Regions from separate parts of the Homo sapiens genome. Here all the other regions are linked to region 1. A link is a contact called in ENCODE Hi-C or POLR2A ChIA-PET data. All regions are on one chromosome and are shown on one strand. The core of a region is the stretch at or near the end of the contact, and the rest is flanking DNA. Distances in the headings are between cores, read along the strand shown. Region 1 holds the start of SMARCB1 (SWI/SNF related BAF chromatin remodeling complex subunit B1). Region 2 overlaps BCR (BCR activator of RhoGEF and GTPase). Region 3 overlaps BCR (BCR activator of RhoGEF and GTPase).

Region 1 (3,106 bases), core at 201-2,700:
GAATAAAATGCTGGAATATGATACTAAAAACTGCTATAAGGAGAAGAAACTCTTGGCATTTCATGATAGCTTTAATTCTCCAGGATTGGCACTTACTTCCTTACATGAGATTCTACTGCTTGACATTTGTACATCTGAACTGTATATCCATAATTTTTTTAAAAAGGTAACATATACTAGCTGGGGACTGCCTTTGGAGCAAAAAAGGCTAGTTTGAGACAATCTGTAAAAACCTAATATATGGCCGGGTGTGGTGGCTCATGCCTGTAATCCTAGCACTTTGGGAGACCCAGACGGGCAGACTGCTTGAGCCCAGGAGTTGGAGACCTGCCTGCGCAACATAGCCAGACCCTGTCTCTATAAAAAACAAAAAACAAGAACCTAATAGACTTGGAACAAACACCCATTCAAAGGCCAGTAGAGTTTTCCTGAAGTCAGTCATCCAGTTGATGCAACAAAATGCAGCCACTCTAGTTAAGGGTTAAACATCCTTAGGCTCTTTCCCCTGTAATAATTCAGAATCAGTTCACAGATATGGAAAGTGTCAATCGCTTCAGAACTGCTGAAAGATCTAGCTTAGGCATGGGGCCCTTATTCACCCAAAAGCAAACATCTTCCTCCAATCTGTTTCTTCACCGGTAAACAAAGGTCAAAAGACCTCCACTGCTCACCTAAGAGGCAACAAACACAATGGGGATGAGCCCTCACTAAGTCCAGGGTTTCCAGCCTGCCATTTGAGGTTCCCACAAGTAGCAATACGGGGAGGGGTGCACGTGAAATTTACGACATCTAAAAAGGGTCAAAGGCAGCAGTGCAGTCCCCCAAGCGTCGCAGGGGCTAACTCAATATCCCGTTTCTTTGCGTCTGACTGGAAACCAACCCAGCGCGGAACCACTGGGGCCCCTCGCGGCGCCAAAATCTTGGCAGCACTGAAGGCGGCGGACCTCGGCGAAATAAGTAAGGAAATCCCAGGTCGATGAGGGGGCGGGGGCCACACCCGACACGCCCACTAGGCCACGCCCCACAGCCCCGAGCGCGCGCGCGCGCGCCCGCCCGCCCCGATGAATGGAGACGCGCGCTCTCGGCGCATGGGCCCGCCCCGGGGCTCCCGCGGGGCCGAGCCCGGGGAGGGCGAGAACGCGCCCCGGGCTACCTCGGAGCCGATCATGTAGAACTCGCCGTCGTCCTCCAGCTGGAACTTCACGGGCTTCTGCCCGAAGGTCTTGCTCAGCGCCATCATCATCATTGCGGCGGCAGAGGCGGGCGGCCGGAGCCGGGCTGCGAGGGATCAGGAGGGCTGGGGCGGGGCCGGGGCGTGCTGGGCCGAGGGAAACCGAAGCCGGAAGGCGAAATGCGGACCGGGCCGGGTACTGGCGCCTCAGCCGGGCTCCTCAGCCGCCGCCGCCGCCGCAGACGACGACCAGGCCGCCCTCAGTGCGCAGGCGCTGGCGTTGACGCTGACGCGCGCGCCGCCGCTCAAACAAAAGGCCGGGCGCGCCTCCGCGGACCCCTTAAAGGAGCCACGACTAATTTCTCTTTCTCCCAGGCTGCCTCCCAAGTCGTGGTGTAGAGGACTTCTCACGGACAAAAATAGCCAATGAGGTCCTGACTCAAGCAGTGGCTTTCCCAGTCTTACAGCCAGGACTGGAACTGAGCCCAGGGGAAAAGCAACGAAGTGAGGCCTGAAGGAGGAGGACCTAGTATCTGGAAGCCTGGGTGGTCTGGGCATGCTTTGGGACCCCAATCTCGTGCCTTAGCTTCCCCACCCCTAAAACGCAGTGCAGCTGAGCAGATAGGCAGGCCCCTAGGAAGAGATATCCCAGTTCCGGGCCTACGGCTGTCCCTGCAGCTGTGGAGGTGGGCAAAATGACAACAGCGGATGAGGCTTGGCAATGTTCAAAGGCCCAGGTGGTATTTGGTTTGGCTGGTGCATCAGATGAGCGTTGGAAGGGAGAGACACCTTCCACCTTCTCCATTCCTCTCTTAGCCTACACTCTGCTTAACCGAGCCCTGCAGTGGGGAGTGAAACCAGGCAGCCCAGCCCTGTGGCTCTGCCTCTTGGCTCTTACAGCGCGAAGCTAGTGAAACTAATGAAAGTCTGAAAGCAATCATGATTGAATAATGCAGGGAGTAAAACAGTGGCCCACTACTGATGATTTCACACCGTTCAATCTAATGAAATTGCAGCTGTGGCTGGGCTCAGCGGCTCATGCCTGTAATCCCAACTCTTTTTTTTTTTTTTGAGGCTGGAGTCTCCTGCCTCAGCCTCCCAAGTAGCTGGGACTACAGGCACCCGCCACCACGCCCAGCTAATTTTTTGTATTTTTAGTAGAGACAGGGTTTCACCATGTTAGCCAGGATGGTCTCGATCTCCTGACCTCGTGATCCGCCCCCCTCGGCCTCCCAAAGTGCTGGGATTACAGGTGTGAGCCACTGCGCCCGGCCTTGTAATCCCAACTCTTTAGGAGGCCAAGGCAGGGAGGATCACTTGAAGCCAGGAGTTTGAGACCAGACTGGACAAGACAGCAAGACCCTGTCTCTACAAAAATTCTAAAATAAATAAGCTGGGTGTGGCATGGCGGTGTGCACCTGTAGCCCCAGCTACTTGGGAAGTGGAGAGGGGAAGATCCCTTGAGCCCAGGAGTTCAAGGTTATAGTGAGCTGATTGCACCACTGCACTGCAGCCTGGGCAACAAAGGGAGACCCTGCCTCTCTTAAAAAAAAAAAAAATGCAACTATGCTATTACGAAGACACACATGGGGCTGGAAGGTAGGGCAAGGAGACACTGGAGAGTTGGGAAGGGCAGTGACTGAAGTTGCTTTGTTCTGTATCCTCACAGTGGTGGGAAACCAAAGTACAGTCATCCCTCAGTATCCATGGGAATTGGTTCCAGGACCCCCTGCAGATAATAAAGTCCACAGATGCTCAAGTCCATTATATAAAATGGTGTCATACTTGCATATAACCTACACACACTTTCCTGTATACCTTAAATCATCTCTAGATTCCTTATACTACCTAATACAATGCAAATGTTATATAAATAGTTGTTATACTATTGTTTAGGGAACAATGATAGGGAAAAAAGTCCGTACATGTTCAGTA
Region 2 (3,106 bases), core at 225-2,724, 540 kb after region 1:
CAGACAAATGTACTTACTGAGTATCTAATACGTGCAGGACACTGTGCTGGGTATGGAATGGTGAGCACCGCACACCCAGCCCCTGCCCATGGGAGCCAGCGGAATCCATGGAGTCACGTGACGTGGGCATCACAGCAACCATGACAAGGCCACGGGAGAGAGGCAGGTGGCACCGGAGCACATGCAGGAGGGAGGAAGACAGACCCAGGAAGGACAGCAGGGCCTCTCCCTGAGGAAATGACCACGGAGCCAGGACCTAACGGAGGAGAGGGAGGCAGACACTGGCTCCCCTGAGGACACCAAGGTGAGAAGCCCACTGTAGTGGGCCCCCAAAGGAACACGTTCATATCCTAACCCTAGAATCTGCGAATGCGACCTTACCTGGAAAGAGTCTTTTTGCAGATGTAATGAAGTTAAAGGCTTTGAGATGAGATCACCCTAGATTGTCCAATTACTACTACTATGATGTGTTTCTATTCCCCCAGAACTCTCCTGACAACACACGTGTGGGTTTTCTCCTTTCACCAGGCAATCCTCCCAGTCTCTGGACACCAGCCGGGTGTCCTATAATTTAATTCCATTCTGCCAGTAAGTATGTGGAATAAGTGTCAGACTTCACAGGTTAAGGGCTCAGTACCACAAGACTGTTCCCACTTAAGGCACTGGGGGAAGTCTGGGCCACCTGTACTTCTGACCTACTGACTCTAAAGCTGGGAGTGGAGATGGGGTGTTCCCACAACCCCCTCCTCAGGTTCAATAATTTGCTAGAGCCGGGCACGGTGGCTCATGCCTGTAATCCCAGCAACTTTGGGAGGCTGAGGCAGGCGGATCACAAGGTCAGGAGTTCAAGACCAGTCTGGCCAATATGATGAAATCGCGTCTCTACTAAAAACACAAAAATTAGCTGGGCGTGGTGGCAGGCGCCTATAGTCCCAGCTACTCGGGAGGCTAAGGCAAGAGAATCATTTGAACCCGGGAGGTTGCAGTGAGCCGAGATCTCGCCACTGCACTCCAGCCTGGGCAACAGAGCGAGGCTCCATCTTAAAAAAAAAAAAAAAAAATTGCTAGAACAGCTCACAGAATTCGGGAAAACCTTTTACTCACATTTACCAGTTTATTGTAAAGGATACCACTCACGAAAGCCAAACGGAAGAGGGCTGGGTAACAGGGTGTGTATTGTGGGGGAGCTTCCATGGCCTCTTGGGGCACTGCCCTCCCAGCACCTTCATGTGTTCACCAACGTGAAAGCTCTCTGAACCTCACTGTGTAGTGTTTTCATGGAGGTTCCACTAGGTAGGCAAGACTAAATCATTGGCCACTGATGATCAGTTCAGCCGAGATCAGGCTGGCATGGCTGTAGACACGGGTGATCAATTCAATCTCCACCCCTCTCCCCATCCCCAGAGTTCAGGGGTGGAGCTAAAGTTCCAACCCTCTAATCACGTGGCTGGTTCCTCTGGCAACCAGCCCCGTCCCACAGCTATCTAGGGGCCCCTCAAGCATCACCTCATTAGCATAACCTCAGGTCCCACAGAAAAGGGCTTGTATGAATAACAAAAGATGCTCCTATCACCCCATCGTTCAGGAAATTACAATGATTTTAGGAGCTTGTGCCAGAAACCAGAAGGAAGACCACATACAGGTTTCTTATATCACAATATCACACTGATGGACCCTAAATCCAATGACAAATATCTTTAAAGAGACAGAAGACACAGGCATACAGGAGGCCATTTGAAGGCGGAGGCAGGGACTGGAGAGATGTTGTCACCAGGTCGAGGAATGCCGTGGGCCATCAGATGCTGGGAACAGAAAGGAAGGATCCTCCCCTAGAGCCTCCAGAGACAGCCTGGCCCTGCGGACACCTTGATGTGGGACTTCAGTCTTCAGAACTGGGAGAGAATAAATGTTTGTTGTTGTAAGCCACTAAGCTTGTGGCATTCTGTTAAGGAAGCCACAGGACACTAAGACATGGCCTGAACTCGGTGCCATGGAGTCTGAGGACAGAGATAACCCAGCCCCCAGGAGAGGGCTGGAAGGGCTTTGGAGGGGCAGAGTCTGTGAGAGAGAAGAATGCGACCAACAGAGCCTTCAACCAGCAGGGGCAGGGAGCTGCAAAGACGCCCCATGGAGGGATTCAGGCTGACTCAGCTGCCGGCTTTCCTGGGGCTTACAAATGCAGAAAGGCTGGGAAAGAGTGAAGGACGTGCCATCCCAAAATACACCGGATGGCTACACTGACTTCGAGCTGCAGCTTCAGAAAGGGCTAGCTGACCTGTTTCTTGCTATACTCAGCAAGCCATAAAGATTCCTCTGGGAGGGGTGTCTTCCTTGAACCAGGGGAGAAAATAGCCCTTATCACCTGAGATGGAATCGGGGGCTGCAGTGGGCCTGAATAAATATGCTTTAACAAAGTAACCCTTATCTTCCACCAGGTTTACACCCCTCATATATCTCCCAGTGACTGCTCAAGAATTTACTGCCCCTAGCCAGATCCCCCTTGTCCTGCCACTTCTCAAACTTATTGTTCTTTATCGAAAAAGGATAAAGCATCTTGCTTCGGCCACTTGTCTGGACTTGACTCTGGTGAAGTTTCCCATGCACCTGTAAAACTAATGACATTTGTGTGCTTTTCTCTTGTTAATGTACCTGGTGTCAGTTTGGTTTCTAGATCCAGCCAGAGGCCACTAAGAGCTAAGGGGGGCTGGAAGTGGTCTCTGGGAAAGGGGGTACAGCTGGGAAAGGGGATACAGGCTGGCAGTGAGAGGAGAGAGAGGAAGAGGGTGATTTTGTGGGGAGCCTCAGGCTTCAGGCCAAGGACTTGGGCTCCATTTAGGAGATGTCTGGGTCTGGAACAAGAGGGGAGCCTAGAGGCTGCAGGGAGACAGGTGACGTTCTGGCAGCACATCTGAGTGTGGCACTGGAGGTGGGGCAGGGCTGGGGGCTTCTGCGATGGTCACTCCAGGTAGGCCTGGTGTTGGTAGAAAAACGCAGGCAGGGGCACTGACGCACAGTGAGCCTGGGTCTGGCTAAGAGGACAAAGGCAAAAGGAGGAAGAGCAGAGGGGATGCTGAGCTTCTAGTCCCTGAGGTATAGACCTGGCAGC
Region 3 (3,106 bases), core at 163-2,662, 520 kb after region 1:
CTTGAACCCGGGAAGTGGAGGTTGCAGTGAGCCAAAACTCCGCCTCAAAAAAAAAAAATCCTCCTTATGAGGCCACTGGGGTCAACAGGATAACATTTAAGTCAATTTAAGCAGCACCTTGTTGCTAATGTTGGTGGCAAACTGGTCCTGATGGTATCCTTCCCTGCCCTCCCTGAGCTGTTCTTTCCTCGTGCCCACTCTATCTGAAGAGAGAACAGGGAAGGCACCAAGGGATGACCCAAGTGGGCACTGTGTCTGCTTTTCCACAACGCCCCCTCTGCCAGCAGCAGCCTCCCTGACGAGGGCACACAGAGACCTCAGCATGCAGAACTCACTTTCCAGAGAGTTCTTGGTCGTTGGATCCTTGGCATCTTTGTTGCTTCTGGCTCTCAGGTTCTGCAGAGAGAAAAGCGCATGTTCACACAGATGACAGAAGCAGCTTTGATGATGCAGACAGTTCCCCCTTTGGCAACAATTTCAGCTTTCCCTCACTACAACAAACCCCAGGTGCATTCTGAGCTGATAATGAAGTCACAGGGTGTGCAGGGACCCACGAGCAAGCCGAGCACGCAGGATGCCCTGGATGCTGCGGTCCACCTGGGACAGGGCTTCTCAGCCAGGTCACTGTTGACATTTTGGGCTACAGATTCTCTGAGCAGCTGTCCTGGGCACCTTAGGGTGCTGAGCAGCTGCCCTGGCCTCTACCTATAGGTACAGGAGCACGTCTGCCTTCCTGCTGTTTTGACAACCAAAATGTCTCCAGGCATTGCCAAGTGTCCCTTGTGAACAAAATCACGCCTGGCTGAGATCCTCTGACACAGAGGATCCTGTAAATGGAGGCCAACAGGAGCATGCTCCTAAACACACGTCACTGTTTTCTTGGGGCAATTAGACAGCATGCAGGGGGCTGCCAGTTCCGAAGAGCACCCATCTTTGGAGACGGCCAGGGCAGGCCCACCACTGCAGACTGACACTGGATTATACCTCCACCTGCCCTCTCCGGATCTGCAAGTGTACTTACTAAAAAATGAGGTGCTAAGATTCCCAGGGCAAAAGCAGGGCTTGTAAGTGAATAGCCTAGGCTGTTTTGATACAATTGTGTTGAAAGCATCACTGGAGAAGTGCAGAATAAAAGATCCCTGTGTGCCTAAAATCCTCTGGGAAGGAGCTGAGATTAATTCCTGGTACTAAGCTTCTGAACAAAAGCATAAACAGAGACAGAAGAGGTTCTGAGGTTGCTCTGCCAACCTCTTGTGCTGCAGGAAACATCTCAAGACCAGACGAAAGTGTTTTCCAGCTCACTGGGGCCAAACGCTGCCATGCACTTTGGTACCTTTCCTGAGAGTTTAACAGCCCTCGCAGTGACTGTTCTTCTGTATATCTGACTCAGCAGTTCCCAAAGGGTGTAAGGGGGTGGGAGAGCCAAACAAAAGACTGCAAAAACCAGGTGCTGGGCTCACAAGAGCCTGGGAGGCGGCCCACGTGTCCGTGGACAGTGTGATGCTTGGGAGTTATCTAGGAGCTCCAGGAAAACCTGCCTCAAGAAAACTTGTGAGTTTGGTTTAACCCTGCATTTCCCAAACTGGCCTGACTCCCAAAGCCCTTTTCATGTAATTCCTATTCCTACCGTCTGGAGAGCTGGTGTTCCATGGAACCAGATCTAACTGGATGCTGCCCATCTCTCAGGACTGTCCCAGGAGAAGACGGACACTACTCCACTCCTTCCTGTACTTGAGGGTGATCTTCGAACTCCCACGCCTGAGCACTGACCCCCCAACACCTCTGCAGGGCTTGCTGCTTTCTCTTCCTTGCGTTTGACTCTGCTTTCTTTGGGTGGCTCCAATTCCTCTGGGTCTTTTTTGAAACACAGAGAACCAAAGTGCATGTCGCCCTGATGGTGCAGGTGCCACAAACTTTCACGGTGGGTCGGTTTGCAGCTGGTCCTGAGCCCCATCCCACTCCCTGCATCTCAACCATGGCTCAGAATCCACTGGTGCATGGTTGGTGGCACCACGTGATCCCCAGGTGGCGTCCCATGGTGTTTCCTCCCTCCTCTGCAGAAACCTGTCTGGGTGGACTTGAACTTGCCCGCTTAACTGTAACCTGTTCTTAAAAGATCAGGTCCCTGATTTGTCAAGGTCACTTGAAATTCGATGCCACCATTCCAGCTGTGGGGGAGGAGGGTTGCTCATTTAATGAAAAAGGAAAAGAGAACAGATTGAATGGTCCAGAGGGAGGCTGGCAGTGGGGAGGGAGCTGGAGCCCCGGATACATGCAGAGCCTGTTACCAGCAGCACCTGGCGGAGCAGGGTGCCCCACAGACTCTGGAAGAACAGAGCGGCAGGTACTGTCACCACTGGAGACATCAGAGCGAAGCCCGTGATGCTCCATCCGGTGATAAACAATAAGACGGCACAAAGCCTCAGCAACAAAGCCCAGGGGTGACAGCTGAGGGTGTCCCAGCAAGGGTGACCGCATTCACTCCCTATTTCTAGTGCCCATGCCTCTTTCTAACCCTGCGGTTCTCACACGGAGGGCTTTCTGCTCAGAACCCTTGCTGGGTGGGGGAAAGCCAAGTCAGAAGGCAAAGCTACAGCGAGATGGGGGGCTCATGAAGAGGCAAGGGCCTCCAAAGAGGAAAATGTCGCAGAGTGACCACCAGGCAGACACAGGCTGGAGAAGGGCAGAAAGAACCCCAGTCTGGAGTGCAGACCCAGGGGTGTGGCTGGGTTCTGGTTCTGGCTGGGCCACCAGCCTTCTGAATGGCCCATTCATGGTCTCTGTTTCTGAATGACTCTTTCGAGGCCCTGGGCGCTAACACCACATGGTTTGAGGTTTCAGCTTCCTGGGGCTAAATGCAGGCAGGGAGTCAGCAGCCTCTCAGACCTGGGGCCTGGGTTAGTGCAGCTCCAACCTGTCGCTTTGCTCCCCACATGGGTCCACAGAGCACAGGTGCCATGAGCCCTCGCCCCACGGCGCTAGCCCCTCAATGCTTCCTCAATGCTCTCAAGGTCTCTGGCAGGCTAGAAAAGGAAGAGTGGGCCACCTCCGGCCTCGCCTCCAGTGCCAGGTACAAAGTCAGCCTCAGGACTCTTGTGGAGAGAGC

The links. Hi-C counts contacts between places; a loop is a spot of excess contacts on that map. ChIA-PET counts read pairs that join two places held with the same protein, here RNA polymerase II (POLR2A). Pooled maps may share reads with other maps.
Region 2: a loop to region 1 is called in a pooled map, with 7 times the contacts of the local background. The contact joins the enhancer-like site here to the promoter of SMARCB1 in region 1. A Hi-C loop is called at or near these places in 4 of 50 pooled maps.
Region 3: a pooled map shows a loop between it and region 1 (4-fold over the local background). The contact joins the enhancer-like site here to the promoter of SMARCB1 in region 1. A Hi-C loop is called at or near these places in 1 of 50 pooled maps. POLR2A ChIA-PET finds 5 or more read pairs at or near these places in 2 of 52 experiments (A673 and activated CD4-positive, alpha-beta T cell).

The regions. Positions count from the first base shown.
Region 1 is chr22:23,785,310-23,788,415 of GRCh38, reverse strand. It overlaps SMARCB1 (SWI/SNF related BAF chromatin remodeling complex subunit B1), which reads right to left and starts at 1,450. Exons shown (of 9, transcript NM_003073.5): 1 at 1,154-1,450. The coding sequence starts at 1,246.
Region 2 is chr22:23,241,604-23,244,709 of GRCh38, reverse strand. The region is part of intron 1 of BCR (BCR activator of RhoGEF and GTPase); the gene reads right to left. Among named protein-coding and RNA genes, the nearest start is that of BCR, 63 kb to the right of the region's middle. RefSeq lists enhancers at 1,118-1,347, 913-1,664, 1,665-2,415. Within about 2 kb of position 1,474, at least 3 of the 41 ENCODE cell types and tissues checked have a DNase peak (open chromatin) inside an H3K27ac peak, as active enhancers do.
Region 3 is chr22:23,268,822-23,271,927 of GRCh38, reverse strand. BCR (BCR activator of RhoGEF and GTPase) reads right to left here. Exons shown (of 23, transcript NM_004327.4): 6 at 336-396. Among named protein-coding and RNA genes, the nearest start is that of LINC02556, 56 kb to the left of the region's middle. RefSeq lists a silencer at 2,718-2,767 and an enhancer at 2,142-2,812. Within about 2 kb of position 1,412, at least 2 of the 41 ENCODE cell types and tissues checked have a DNase peak (open chromatin) inside an H3K27ac peak, as active enhancers do.